Linked DNA regions of Homo sapiens: all the other regions are linked to region 4. A link is a contact called in ENCODE Hi-C data. All regions are on one chromosome and are shown on one strand. Each heading gives the region's core, a stretch centred on a gene start or an enhancer-like site at or near the end of the contact. The rest is flanking DNA. Distances are from core to core; before and after follow the strand shown. Region 1 holds the start of E2F7 (E2F transcription factor 7). Region 2 holds the start of RXYLT1 (ribitol xylosyltransferase 1). Region 3 overlaps RASSF3 (Ras association domain family member 3). Region 4 holds the start of ZFC3H1 (zinc finger C3H1-type containing).

Region 1 (3,492 bases), core at 128-2,627, 5.4 Mb before region 4:
ATGGAGTCTTGGTATAGAAAGGAAAATGATACCTTTGCTGTAAAGTAGATGGGGGGTAGGGACATGTCTGTACATTTAAGAATGTCTGATGCTTTAAGAAGGCTGTCTCACATTTCAGTTGAGGGATATCTTACAAAATACTTGACCAATACTACTCAAAAATGTCCAGGTATCAAAAATGAGGAAAGTATGAGAAACTGTCATAGCCAAGAGGAGCCTAGAGACATAGGAACTAAAGGTAATGTGGTATCCTGAACAGAAAAAAGGGCCATTAGGAAAAAATTAAGTAAATCTGAATAAAGTAATGACTTGAGCTCAGAAGAATGTACCAATATTAGATCATTAATTTCAAAAAATATTCTATACTAACACAAAATGTTAATAGTGGGTGAAATTGGGTGCTGAATATATGGGAATTCTTGGTACTATCTCAATTTTTCTGTAAATTGAAAACTTCTAAACAATAAAGTCTGTTTTGTAAAAAGTCCATCTCTACCAACATTCATATTTTAAACAAGAAACTGTAGGATGAAAGAAGTGAAACATTTAATACAGATCAGTGGTGTTGAGGAAATTTTCTAGACTGTCTCCCAGAATGCTAGTCCCTATTGCAAAGAACTACTTTTTTATATAAAGCTTTTTCCCTCCTAATTATTTGCAATTTGCCGAAAAGGGAACACCAAAAAACATTTCCGGATTTGCCACACACACAAAACAAACAAACAAAAAAAAGTTAGAAAAACTTCTGGTTTGGCTTCCAGTCTTGTCTCCAGGGCTAACTGGCGTGCCATCTGCTCGCAGCAGAGCGGTAACCATGGTTCATGTGTCACACCAGCGTGCGATGTTAAGAAGTTTGCCCCGGCAAGTCTGGACAACTCCGCTTCCGCACAGGTTGCTGAGGGCGGGCGGGGATGGCGGCAGCAGCATCCAGAGGGTGTAGATCGTTCTTCCAAACCCCATCTGCTTTCCTGTCCTCTGGCTGTGCCCGGGGTCCCCGGGCGCGGCAAGCCGCGGGGACGTGCGCGGGTCTTCTATGCATAACAAAAGAGCCCTCCTCCTCCTCTTCCTTCTCCCGCCGCCCCGCGCCGCCCCGCGCCGCCCCCACCTTGGCTTCCCGCGGCCGCCGGGGCCCGCGTCCCCAGCAGGAATTGGCTCCCGGGCCCGAGGTTTCCAGGTACCCGGAAGGGGGAGGGGGCCGAGGCGGCAACAATTGGGCGGGTGAGGGCAAAACGCGCGGCTCGGAGCGCCAAGACTCCGAGGGGCGGTGAGCCCGGGCCGTGCCGCCGCACGATTGGCCGGGGCCGCCCCGCCGGCCGCCGCTGATTGGTGGATTCTCAAATTCGGTCTCAAGGCGCCAGAGGAGGTGTTTTAGCGGGGACTACGATCCAGGCTGGAGTTGCGCTCGGCCGGTCTGAGCGCTGGCGCTGCCCGGACGCCGCGGGGTCCCCGCCAGCCCAGGGCACTCGGCGCGGGGATCTGCGCGCCTCGCTCTCCCTTCCCGATGCCGCCGCCCGGCTGCTGATCGCCGCACCACCTTCCCTCATCGGCTTGGGTCCGTGGAGGTCCCTGCAGAGGCAGGAAGCCTCCTTAGGAAAGCAGGGGTAAGCGTGCGGCCCCAGCGCCAGTGGGGAGGCGGGAATTGGGATACAGGGCCCACTCCCGCCCCGGCTGCCAGCCTGCCACTCCTCACGTCCCCCGGCTGGCGAGGGCTCGAGGTGTTTCTGCCGGGGAACCCGGTGCGCAGAGGGTGTGCCGGGTGCAGCTCTCACTCCGGCCCGGCAGTAGAGGGGATTTGCCCTTCCCCACAACTTGGAGCTTTCATTGGAGAAGTTTATTTGGGGGATCTGCTTGGAGGCCTGGGAAGGGGCTGCGCTCAGCGCTGAGTGGGTTTGGTCTAGCGATCGGGTTTCCTTCCCCCGATTCAAAACCCCTCAAAGCCGAATTCCTCTCAGTTCTTTGCGCCAAAATTAACTGACCTGGGAGACCCTGTACTTTTCTGACAGATTTGCCCAACACCCTTCCGACTTGGTAACTTTATTTTGCCATCTAGCTTTTCATAAGGAGTTACTATTTTTGTAGATTTTTTTCTTCCCAGATTTTCAGTATTACTAAGCACACTTTAGGTGTTTGAGTTTGTTCGCGTGAGTTTTAGAAAGTTGAGGGTGGCTACAACTCCTGGAAATGCCCAGGATGTGCTTAGAGAAGGGGGAATTTCATATTGACAAACAAGTAACACATATGTAGATATTTTTGTTTGAGGAAAAAATACCTAATTGCAAAATCATTTTCTAGTGTAATTGTGCATTACAGATGGAGGTAAATTGTTTAACACTAAAAGACCTGATCAGCCCCAGGCAGCCCAGACTAGATTTTGCAGTTGAAGATGGGGAAAATGCACAAAAGGTAAGCAAACATAAACACCTTAGTTTCTAATATGTTAAGGATGGTGATGTTGAATTCAATTAAGTGTTCCAACATGCCATTTGTATTTGTATTTAAGCATAATAATTAATATTGATAAACATTATAGAAACATTCTTTTTTAAAAATAGAGCCATCCAAACCATTATTGTTGGAATTCTACTCTCAGATATAGTGGGAAAAATAGGCAAGGTTACATGTAATGTTGTAACCAATTTATATAAGTCAAAAATATGCTGGCTACAGCAATCAAAGTTTATAATACAGTTGTCAAGGGTGGTGTAGCTAGTGCTCTGTAGGAATGCTAAGCCTCAGTTCCCAGGAAAATAGACCTTTGCAGGCATAAATGCTGGATTATTAAAGTGCTGTGAAATGTCTTCATACCAATGAACTAGCTCCCAGAGACTGTTCCATTCACCCAAGAGTAGACCTGTGCCTACTATATAGGGAGATAAAGTGGCTGAACTCATCAGTATATTCTGAATATTTTACCATACTGTTGCTAGTTTTGCACTGAGCCATTCCCTTACATTTTGCACCCCTTGTGATTTGTAAGACCAAGATGTTGTTTTCAAGAACATTACAAAGTAAACTGGCCATAACAATGTCTAAACTATCTGAGCATTTTTAGGCACAGGCAAATAGAAATAACAAACCAAGTTTTAGAAACTTTGAATATAAATCTGTGAGTAGCAACTTGGGCATTGAACTTCTCCGAGCTCCTGGTCTTATTTTTAGGCTTAGCATCAACAGTGAAACTCCTTGGTTGCAAAGCAACCCAGGCTCATATGAGCCTTTGAAGAATACTTGATAATTGCTAATTTAGGATAGATGCGAAATTGTATGCTCCCCCATCTAGGGATTTTTTTTTTGTCCGGCATTTTGATTTATTTTTATTAGGTAAAGAAATACAGTAGTTCCCCTTATCCACAGGGAATGTGTTCCAAGACCTGCAGTGAGTACCTGAAACTGTGGATAATAGTGAACCAGATTGCCATTAGTTGGAACACATTTCTGTTTATTCTGTTTATGTTTTCCACCCCCAAATTTAGTGCCTTTTCCATCTTAACT
Region 2 (3,262 bases), core at 10-2,509, 7.9 Mb after region 4:
AGCTTTGCCCCAGATTTGTACACTGAGATCTGTTTTTCCTTTCGTGGATTTATCTAATATTTGAAGGCTAGTTTTAAATCTGTGTTGTTGCTCATTTTTTTCATCTCCTTCCCAAGGATTCCATTCTTCACTTTCCAAAGTGGACTGTTCTGTTTTAAAAAGAGTAAGTGTTTACCAGTAAGGTATTATTGCAGTTGTAGGTAAATTCAAATCATTTAAATTAAGTGTTAGTTCTAATTTCATCCTAACTTTAATTTCTGAGAGGTACAGCAACTGAATTTAAACTGGTAATACACAATGAAAACAAAAAAGAAAATCAGCAATTTTTTTACTGAACTTTTTTTACTCTGAAAAGTCTTAGAAATAAAATGCTACCTTGAGACAGGAAAATTCTCTTCCCCAACACAAAACCTTTAAAAATAACAGGATAATATGTATCAAGTTACAAGCTTAACTTTTGCAATTATTTTTATCCATTGTATACAGGTAACCTATGCACAAAAAACTGACTTCAGAGTGTAGTGTTCACCAGTCTTAGATACTATCGTGCAAAATTCTGAATAAAGGGAAAGAGAAAGCCGAGTCTGATCTTAACACAAGTTAAAACACAGGACAGGGGACCAGAATTTGGAGGTAAAGTCTGCCTTATGGTCACTGCAGGATTAGAGAGGGCTTTGTTTCAACATGGAAACGGATGTCTTAAACCTTGCGGCGATTTTGAGGCCTTCCAGGAGCATTCCCGCAAATCTCTGGCATTTGAGACGACGTCTTGGATTTTAACACGTGTTTGAAAGGCGTGCGCGCCTGTCACCCCCTGGGATCGGGAGCGGGGACGGCGTGTGAGATCTGGGTAAGAATGAGGACCATTCTCCAATTCCGAGCCAAGGGCTGGCTCGAGAGGCTGTAGGGGGCAAAGCGCTTCTCAGGCCCTGCGGGTAATCCCGGACTTGAGAGCCGGGTGCGGGGACCCGGCCCCAGCCGCCCAGCAGCCCCAGCCAGGAGCGCAGAGCCGGAAGGAAGCCGCCGACCCAGTCCTACCTCGGCCGCGTCTCTCCCGCGCGGGGGCCGCCCCCTTCCTGAGGCCCCGCGGGGACCCGGCCGGCGCCTGGCGGCGGCGCCCGAAGAAGACGTGGTAGGCAGCGTAGAGGGAGAATAGGCAGTACAGGGCGATAAGAAACGAGCAGAGCCGCTTCCGCGTCAGCCGCATCCCACTCGGGCTTCCAGTCAGGCATCCACCGCCATGGAGCGGGCGGAAAGAGAATCCGCGACACCGGCGGCGTCCGAGGCAGGCCCAGCCCGTTTCCAGGCAGTCCCCAGCCAAGGCTCCTCCGCCCAGCGCCCGGTACAGCCCCGCCCCGGACACGCCCACCGCCCGCCTCCCGCCCAGGCCCCGCCCCCTCCAGTCGCGGCTCATCCACCCGGCCGAGGGCCTGCCCACCTTCGACACTGGAGGAGGGGGTACTGGAGCGGCCCCTACCCCACGCTGCTTCCAGACGCCGGGCTGAGTGGGAACCTCTCTGACCTCTGCCGTGTACTCATTGCACCTTTCAACCCTGGCCACTTTTCCCAAGTACATAAAGACTCGGGGGAAAAAGAACACCCGCGGTGGTCCATGAAGGCCATGTGAAGGCATGGACTGTGACGTTTTTTGCTCTGCATGGAATCCCTAGCGCCTAGGACAGTGCCTACTACGTTGATAGATGAGTGAATATAAACGTCCTTTAAAAAAATTAAGTGATGATGGTCGCTTAACATTGTGAATGTAATTAATACCACTCACTTGTATGCATAGAAATAGTTAAACTGTCGAATTCATGTTTTATATACCTTACTGCAATAAAAACATTTTTAAAGTTAAGTTTCATTATTATGTGAGTTGAACGCACATAGGCATGCAGTATTTTGTCAAATAGAGGCTGTAAATGTGAATGCTTCAGAAAACTTTGTATCCAGCCTTGGGAAGATGGGCTACAATGTTTTGTCAGTTGCTCTGGTACTACTGTTCAAATTACCCAGCAGTCTTGCGACGGTATGTCTGCTAATTAGGGTGACCAATGGTCCCAGTTTGCCCAGGACTGTAAGGATTCTCCAGTTGGAGGATTTTTAGTGCTAAAATTGAGAAAGTCCTAGGAAATCAGTAAAATTGGTCACTCTAGCACCGACCCTAAACTATTAGGTCAAACACTTTACCCAATCCCCCAAACAGTTCCCTGCCTCAAAAGACCTGTTTTAAACCATTTTTGCTCAGACTCCCCAAATCCTATAAATATCACCCCCAACCTTCTCCTTCTGAGACTGCCAAGCTTCTGTCAAAGTGTGGCCTCCCTTACTGTAGTAGATTTAATAAATTTAGCTTTCCTTGATTAACAGGCTATTCTGGTGTCTTAGGGAGATGGCAGTTGTTTTATGTATGCTGTATTGTTGTTTATCCTATTTTGTTTGTTTGTGGAAATGACAATTATTTAAGGATAGGAAGTAATTACCTTATAATTACCACAAAACACCCACTGTATCAATGTACATTCAGATGCTACTGACTAATGGTTTTACTATTGAGAAATGCATACAAGGTAAAACTAATATGCAGTTGATGTCATCTTGAATAGGGGAGAGGGCCATGAAAATGAAGGAGTTGTTTTACCTCAAACTGCAAATGACTGCATAATTTGATGATAAGCTTTTAAAAATGTATTTAGGTTACAAAGGAATCTTCTAATTGATCTAAGTCTGGCAGAGTTCATTTTCCTTTCTCTTGGTGTTTAATGGTTGAGCTACAGCTGGGAGCTACTTTCTGTATATGCTCTCATCTCTTCAGGTGGATGGAAAGAGAGGGAAAGAGATGTGGTGGGGAATGCAGCAGTGTGGAGGGGGAGACAAGGTTAAATATCCTCTGGGGGTTGAAGCTCCGCATATAGGGAACCAGACCTGAGAAGGAAAGATGTGGGAGGAAGAATAGAAATAAAGGAATATGAGATGAATTAAACTAAAGCAGGGCTAAAATCTTTACTTGGTGAAATTTTCTACTCTGTCTGCAAAGGGAAGAACTATTAATCAACAAGATATTGAGAAAATAGCCCTAATGTCCTAATGCCTTCTTCTAGTTGACTGTGAAATAGTACACGCTTATTCTTAGAAGTCCCCAGTACAAATTTCTTGTGATACCTGGTCAAAATTCTCTTCTTAGTTTATCAAGTTTCCAGTAATACTCAAGAAGTGTGTTAACTACTTTGAGAGATTTTTCACAGCTTGGCCAAGCTTCTGT
Region 3 (3,370 bases), core at 126-2,625, 7.0 Mb after region 4:
AGCCATTTTGATACAGAAGGTCAATATGGATTTTGGAGGGTGGGGTACTAGCACAACTGGCAACTTAGTAGGGAATTAGTAATCTGGCCAGGGCCACTGACAATTTAAAAAGAAGAAAACTACATGTGCAGCACTCCAGAAATGGCGAAACACCTTCATCTCCTAAGGACCATGCAAGTGCTGTTAAGATACCTACAGAAGAGTTTTTTAATGAAAAGATCCCCCCCACAAAAAAAAAAAAAAAAAGAGAGAGAGAGAAACCGTATCCAGTATGACAAATAGTTTCTGCCTGATTGGTGAGATTTGGGATGGGCCCCCACTTTGTTTCTCTTTCTGCATAAAAATTTCAACATTTTTACAAAATTTTCAAAAACTTCTCCTCAGTCTGTACATCTTTGTTAATCAGGAAAAAAAAAAAAACAGTAAAATCTAGGAGGGAAAAAGGCTTTCATGTGTAAAAAATAAAATAACCTTGGAAATAAAAATAAACACAATGCAATTCAGCACTTGGCCAGCATAACTGAACACCACTTTGATGTGCTGCTCCTGGGGCAGCCACCCCCAAATAAATAGCTTTAGACACAAAACAGAGGCACCAACGCCACAAGGCTGTCCGTCCTCCTTAATGCAGGCACCAACTGCACATACAGAGATGACACGTGGAAGCTGCTAGATAGAGCGAACCTGAGCTCCCTCAGGTAAAGATATGCAGTTATTATCTGTAAAATAAAAAAGCTTCTCTATCCATTAAAAAAAAAAAACTGATACTGCCAAGAAGTGCCAGAAGTAAAGGTGGTTTTTAAACATTACTCAATCAGCTGACCAATGTATAAATAAAAGCTACCCTCCATCTGCCCTGGAAAGCAGATTGCCAGCAATTTTTTTTTTTTTTTTTTTTTTGGTAATTTACAGCAATTTACATTTTCTTTGTTGCATAGAAGTGCTGCTTGTATAACCTGAGGGTTCACACACCCTCCAGCTCCTTTTCCTCCTCAGTGGCTTGCACAGGAAGCCCGAGGCTGGGAGGAAAGGGCCTCCCGCTCCACCTTTCCTCAGCACTGCGGTCAGTGGCCCAGCCGGACTCCCAACCCTGGCCGTGGTCTGCTGCTTGCAAAGGGACGGGTCAAGGAGAACAGCAGCCCAGCTACCAAGGCTGGACTGGAAACGTGCTAAAGTACAAGGCTGATGTGAAGCAGAGAAAAGAAAAAGAGAAACTGAATTTAACATAATGAACGCCTTAGCATTACAAGTCTAGGACTTCACAGCTGTACTTCACTCAAAACTAAAGACCTAGGCAGGAAACAAGTGGCAGACACTGTAAAAGAAGAGTCAACACAGTCTTAAACACAGGATATGCCCTGCCTAGAGCCACATCCTTATCTCCACGTGTGACAGGGGGAACTGTTTCATCCAGAACATCTGAGGAAAAAACGAAGCCAAGAAGGACTACATCAAATTTCACACATTCTGGGACAATCCCTTACACAATAATGTGAAGGTTTCACCTTTTTCACCCTTTCATCTAAGTCACCAATTTCCTCCCCTAGGAACTTGTTCATATAGAGTCCTCTAATGTGCCTAACAAAACAGAAACTCAAACAAGCACCTAAAGAATGTCCCAGAGAAGAAATGAGAATGTTTAGAATGGAAAGCCATTTGCTCCTCGAGGTTAAACAGGACACATAGTTCAACGCCCTACTTCAAAATCAATCCCAGGTGTAACCCAAGTTTTTCTAGGGTTTGTGTAATATATGAAAGTCTTTCAATTTAGGACTTGACTTCCTTAGGAACAATTTTTTTTCCTCCTAAAAAATCAAAATTGGGCTGGGTGCGGTAGCTCACACCTGTAATCCCAGCACTTTGGGAGGCCGAGGCGGGCAGATCACGAGGTCAGGAGATCGAGACCACGGTGAAACCCCATCTCTACTAAAAATACAAAAAATTAGCTGGGTGCGGTGGCAGGCGCCTGTAGTCCCAGCTACTCACAACGCTGAGGCAGGAGAATGGCGTGAACCCGGAAGGCAGAGCTTGCAGTGAGCCGAGATCGCGCCACTGCACTCCAGCCTGGGCGACAGAGTGAGACTCCGTTTCAAAAAAAAAAAAAAAAAAATCAAAATTAAAACAGTCAACATCCAAGTCCCACCCTGCTGAAAGCTAAACTCCAATCACCATGTTTTCTGAGGTGCCAAGCCAGGGTGATTAAAAGAAAGAACAACGAGGCTGGACATGGTGGCTCACACCTGTAATCCCAGCATTTTCGAAGCCTAAGTCAGGCAGATCGCTTTGAGCTCAGGAGTTTGAGACCAGCCTAGGCAACATGGTGAAAACCCATCTCTACAAAAAATACAAAAACTAGCCAGGTGTGATGGCACGTGCCTATAGCTACTTGGAGGCTAAGGCTGGAGAATTGATTGAGCCTGTGAAGTGGAAGCTACAGTGAACGGAGATTGTGCCACATTCCACCTCAGCCTGGGCAAGACAGTGAGACCCTGTTTCAATTGAAGAGAAAAAAAAAAAAAGAAGAAGAAGAAGAAAAGGATTGGTAAGGTTTGATAGAGGAAAGTGCCCCAGGCTGGCTGAGTGATATTTACATTGCTGATTCTGAGTGCAAAGCACTGGTTCAGGTCATTCAACAGTTACACCTTAGGTAACCCTCCCAGGAATCCCGAGGGTAGAAATTTTAACCCCATGGTATAGATGCAGAAATGAAAGCTAAGAGCACAGAAGCAGAATGTGGTGAACACAAGGCCTGGCCAACCCCATAACCATGCCCTTTCTACTCAGACCAAAGGCCTCTAGAGCCCAGGAGAAAAACCTGTTGCCAGCTATCTGCGTGACCTTGGGAAAGTACATCTTTCCAGGTGTTACTTTCTTACCTCTTAATTCAGAAGGAAAACAGGCTCAGTGAATCTGGAAGAAGGGAGTGAGCATGCATGCATAGCCAGTCCTGCCCTCTGTCCTCTTTTGAGGGCAACATTCTGCTGCACAGCTCTGGAGATGAGCCTCAGGAAGGCCACTTGCCCGCAGAGATAAGCCATGTTCTGCATAGCAGCTCTAACCCTGATCAGCATAAAGGTAAATTTTGGTCTCCAACAATTGAAGACTGGCTGAATTGAAGACCACCTTACTCCTGTCTTTCTTCTCAGCTGATTCCAGGACACAGGCAGGGAAAGAGGATGAAATTTGGTCCTCTTTGAACACTTGTAAAATGGGAAAATTTCTAAGACAGAACTTCTGTTCATTTAGAATAGGAGCTACGACCATCTTTCCCGCAAGGGACTTGTAATAGAAAGAAAATAGGCCGGGCGCAGTGGCTCACACCTGTAATCCCAGTACTTTGGGAGGCTGAGGCGGGAGAATCGCTTGAACC
Region 4 (3,144 bases), core at 563-3,062:
TTGACTTTCCAAGACTAAGTTAGGTCTCTGAATGTTTCTTCTGTGGCACTTAATTATTTATGTCTTTCTCCACCATTAAATTCTAAATTCCAGGAGGGTTAGAACTTTCTGGATCCTTAGCACAATGTCAGGTAATTAGGAACTCCGTACATATTTGATGGATGAATGAACAAAGCACTACATATGCATGAACTAGTTTAAAAACAGAAACATCACAAGATTTTTTTTAAGTGGCAGCTTTTAATAAAAGTACAGTTCGTAATAGGTAGGGAAAAAGGTCAAGGATATAATTTCTACATACTAACATATACGTTGTTAGGTATATAAAATATATAAAATCAGGACTGGTGTCACTTAACTTTTTAATGTGTCTTTTCTTCGGGCACGTGGCAGGCACTTGCAGAGAAGGTAAACATTTACAGAGTACCTGTTATTTTCCAGGCATTGTTCAAAGTGCTTTCAAGAGTTCTGGTTTGACAGAACTAAAGAATTTTGATTTTTCTTCCAGCAAACAAAAGAAAACCTAGGTTCTTTTTATTACTCTATTCTAGTAAGAACAGAAAGGTTATCTTTTGCACTTTAATTAACATCGCTTAATTCCATGGCTATCAAAGATGACTCAATTCCTCCGCAGAATTACTATGTGACTATTAGAAATCTAAATGCCTCCCATGTCAATTCATCTAGTGAGAATTTCCTAATTTTAACGGGAACACAGCAGGCTTTTACGGTGATTGCTGATTGGGAAGATCTCTTTCTCCCTTACGGCGTCATTCATGTCAAGGCCCGGTCTAACAGAGGAATAAAACAGTAGAAAATTACGATATCCTCCTGTTACTTTTTTTTACTAAGGGGTAATGACCAAACAGTACTTGGATTTCTTTTAGAAAATGAGTAAAGCTTCCCCGAAAGCAGAGAACAATTGGGCAGATTTGAGAAACACAAAGGACATACGATGCTTCCCTGCTACCAGCTGGGAAAGTTATTAGAATTAGCAGAATCCTCCTGTTCCTTCCACACAAGCGATAGCCACAATAGGAACTCCAGTTTCCGTCACCCCCACTCCCTGCCCAGGTTACCTGTGGAAGCTGATGTTAATGTGCTTGTTGTAGGTAGTGGCACAGCCCGCCGCAGCGCAATTGGTCGGCATTTCCCTTTCCCACTCATTCAGCGCCCTTAGGTCTCTACTGAGGCGCTGGCTGCTAAGCTTTCTTCTGGCAGAGGCTGGACAATCGAGGCAGGCGTGCCTTAATCGTGAGAGCTTAGTCGTGAGAGCGGAGTGGGAAGAAGGGGTGTGTATGTGGGGGCGGAGGCGAAGGACGGTCAGCCTTCCCTTTCTCTTTATTAATATGGCCGACTAGAGCCCACAGAACTGGCCCTCCTGGAGCTCTAGTCGCCTTCGCTTGACTTCACCAACATGGCGGACACAACCCGTTCTTTCTCCCCGCCCCCAAGAGGGAGCGGATCTACTGCGTTTCTTTGGCAGCGGTCCTCAGAGCAATTAAAAGGAAGAGGTGTTTTCCCCTCCGATTACTATAAATTACAAGAGTTTTACAATAAAACTCTCTCAAGGCTGCAACAGCAGCTCCACCTACTTCTGCATGCACCCAACTGTACCAAGCCAGACCCTGCGGTGGGTGTGACCCTAGGACCGGAAGAGTAAACCCGAAGAAAGACGAAAGACTACAAATCCTAGTGAGTATCGAGTTGGTCTTATTATCGCGTGAACTGGGAGCCTTTGTTTCCTGCGTGTCGCAGGAAGTGACGTTTCGGGTACAGCCGCTACCAGAGTCCCTTTCTCGCGAGGCGGAAGAACCCCGATCGCTGAGGAGCAAGGGGGCGCTAGGAAAGGGAACTGGGTTGCGACGGTCCGGCGAGAGAGAGCTGGGGTGCTGGGGTGCGGGGAAGTTGGGGAGCAGAGGCCGCTTGGTGTCCGAGTAGGGTAAGACCGCACCGACCCAGTCCGTTAGGAAAGAAGGGAAACGAGGCAATTGTCGGGCGGATCCCCGGACGGAGGGCTAAGGTTGTGTGGAAGGCGCTGCTCCCCGGATGGCGACCGCAGATACTCCGGCCCCGGCCTCCAGTGGCCTCTCGCCGAAGGAAGAAGGGGAGCTTGAAGATGGGGAAATCAGTGACGACGATAATAACAGCCAGATACGGAGTCGGAGCAGCAGCAGCAGCAGCGGCGGCGGGCTGTTACCCTATCCGCGGCGAAGGCCTCCTCACTCGGCCCGGGGCGGTGGATCTGGCGGAGGCGGTGGCTCTTCCTCGTCATCGTCCTCTTCTCAGCAGCAGCTGAGGAATTTCTCACGCTCGCGGCACGCGTCTGAGCGGGGCCACCTCAGGGGACCCAGCAGCTACCGACCCAAAGAACCGTTCCGGTCTCATCCGCCTTCTGTACGGATGCCTTCGAGCTCACTGTCCGAAAGCAGTCCCCGGCCGTCTTTCTGGGAGCGGAGCCACCTCGCCTTGGACCGTTTCCGCTTTCGAGGCAGGCCTTACCGGGGTGGGAGTCGCTGGAGTCGGGGGCGAGGAGTGGGTGAGCGAGGAGGCAAGCCGGGGTGCAGACCTCCTCTGGGAGGAGGAGCAGGATCCGGGTTCAGCAGCAGTCAGAGCTGGCGAGAGCCCTCTCCACCTCGGAAGAGCTGTATCCTTAACGTGGCGGTCGGCGCTGGGTGTGTCACTAAAGTTCCCTTTAGCGTCATTACTAGGTCTGTGAGACGAGTGTAACTTTGAATCATCAGAACCGCTTATTTCTCCCTGTGTCAGTATACTTTAAGTTGTTCTTTGGTAATTCCCCATGTGTCACACTATAGCGTTATTCTTAAGACTGCTTCATTGGGTATATTAACGTGCTGTGGATTGGGTTAAGCTTATGAAATCTAAGACAGTTAAGTCTGATTTGTAATAATACCTTAGAAGCCCAAGTTTCATTAGCATTTGTATTTTTGCTGGTACAGAAACTTTGTGTTTTATATGAAGTTGACTTGGATTGTTAGAGAAAAAATATTCATAAACAGTTTAAGTAATATTGTTGCTTTATCATATTGCAGTTTGACGTTGAAAATTGTAAAGTTTTAATCTGCACAGTCCTGCACTATTTTTGTGATTCTGTTTTTATCTTGATTTATTCCGGTTGCTGCC

The links. A loop is a pair of places that touch in the nucleus more often than their neighbours do. Pooled maps may share reads with other maps.
Region 1: a pooled map shows a loop between it and region 4 (21-fold over the local background). The contact joins the promoter of E2F7 here to the promoter of ZFC3H1 in region 4. A Hi-C loop is called at or near these places in 7 of 50 pooled maps.
Region 2: a loop to region 4 is called in a pooled map, with 16 times the contacts of the local background. The contact joins the promoter of RXYLT1 here to the promoter of ZFC3H1 in region 4. A Hi-C loop is called at or near these places in 4 of 50 pooled maps.
Region 3: a pooled map shows a loop between it and region 4 (7-fold over the local background). The contact joins the enhancer-like site here to the promoter of ZFC3H1 in region 4. A Hi-C loop is called at or near these places in 5 of 50 pooled maps.

Annotation. Positions count from the first base shown.
Region 1 is chr12:77,063,454-77,066,945 of GRCh38, reverse strand. It overlaps E2F7 (E2F transcription factor 7), which reads left to right and starts at 1,377. Exons shown (of 13, transcript NM_203394.3): 1 at 1,377-1,601; 2 at 2,311-2,403. The coding sequence starts at 2,311. RefSeq lists enhancers at 758-987, 723-1,429 and silencers at 1,038-1,467, 1,488-1,537.
Region 2 is chr12:63,777,906-63,781,167 of GRCh38, reverse strand. It overlaps RXYLT1 (ribitol xylosyltransferase 1), which reads right to left and starts at 1,259. Exons shown (of 6, transcript NM_014254.3): 1 at 1,039-1,259; 2 at 1-149. The coding sequence starts at 1,207. RefSeq lists silencers at 891-1,190, 919-1,194, 1,211-1,440.
Region 3 is chr12:64,667,421-64,670,790 of GRCh38, reverse strand. The region is part of intron 1 of RASSF3 (Ras association domain family member 3); the gene reads right to left. Among named protein-coding and RNA genes, the nearest start is that of MIR548Z, 47 kb to the right of the region's middle. RefSeq lists enhancers at 1,041-1,100, 1,321-1,480. Within about 2 kb of position 1,375, at least 30 of the 41 ENCODE cell types and tissues checked have a DNase peak (open chromatin) inside an H3K27ac peak, as active enhancers do.
Region 4 is chr12:71,662,516-71,665,659 of GRCh38, reverse strand. It overlaps ZFC3H1 (zinc finger C3H1-type containing), which reads left to right and starts at 1,812. Exons shown (of 35, transcript NM_144982.5): 1 at 1,812-2,647. The coding sequence starts at 2,050. THAP2 (THAP domain containing 2) reads right to left here and starts at 1,359. Exons shown (of 3, transcript NM_031435.4): 1 at 1,080-1,359. The coding sequence starts at 1,150. RefSeq lists enhancers at 1,350-1,709, 1,159-1,717, 2,070-2,189.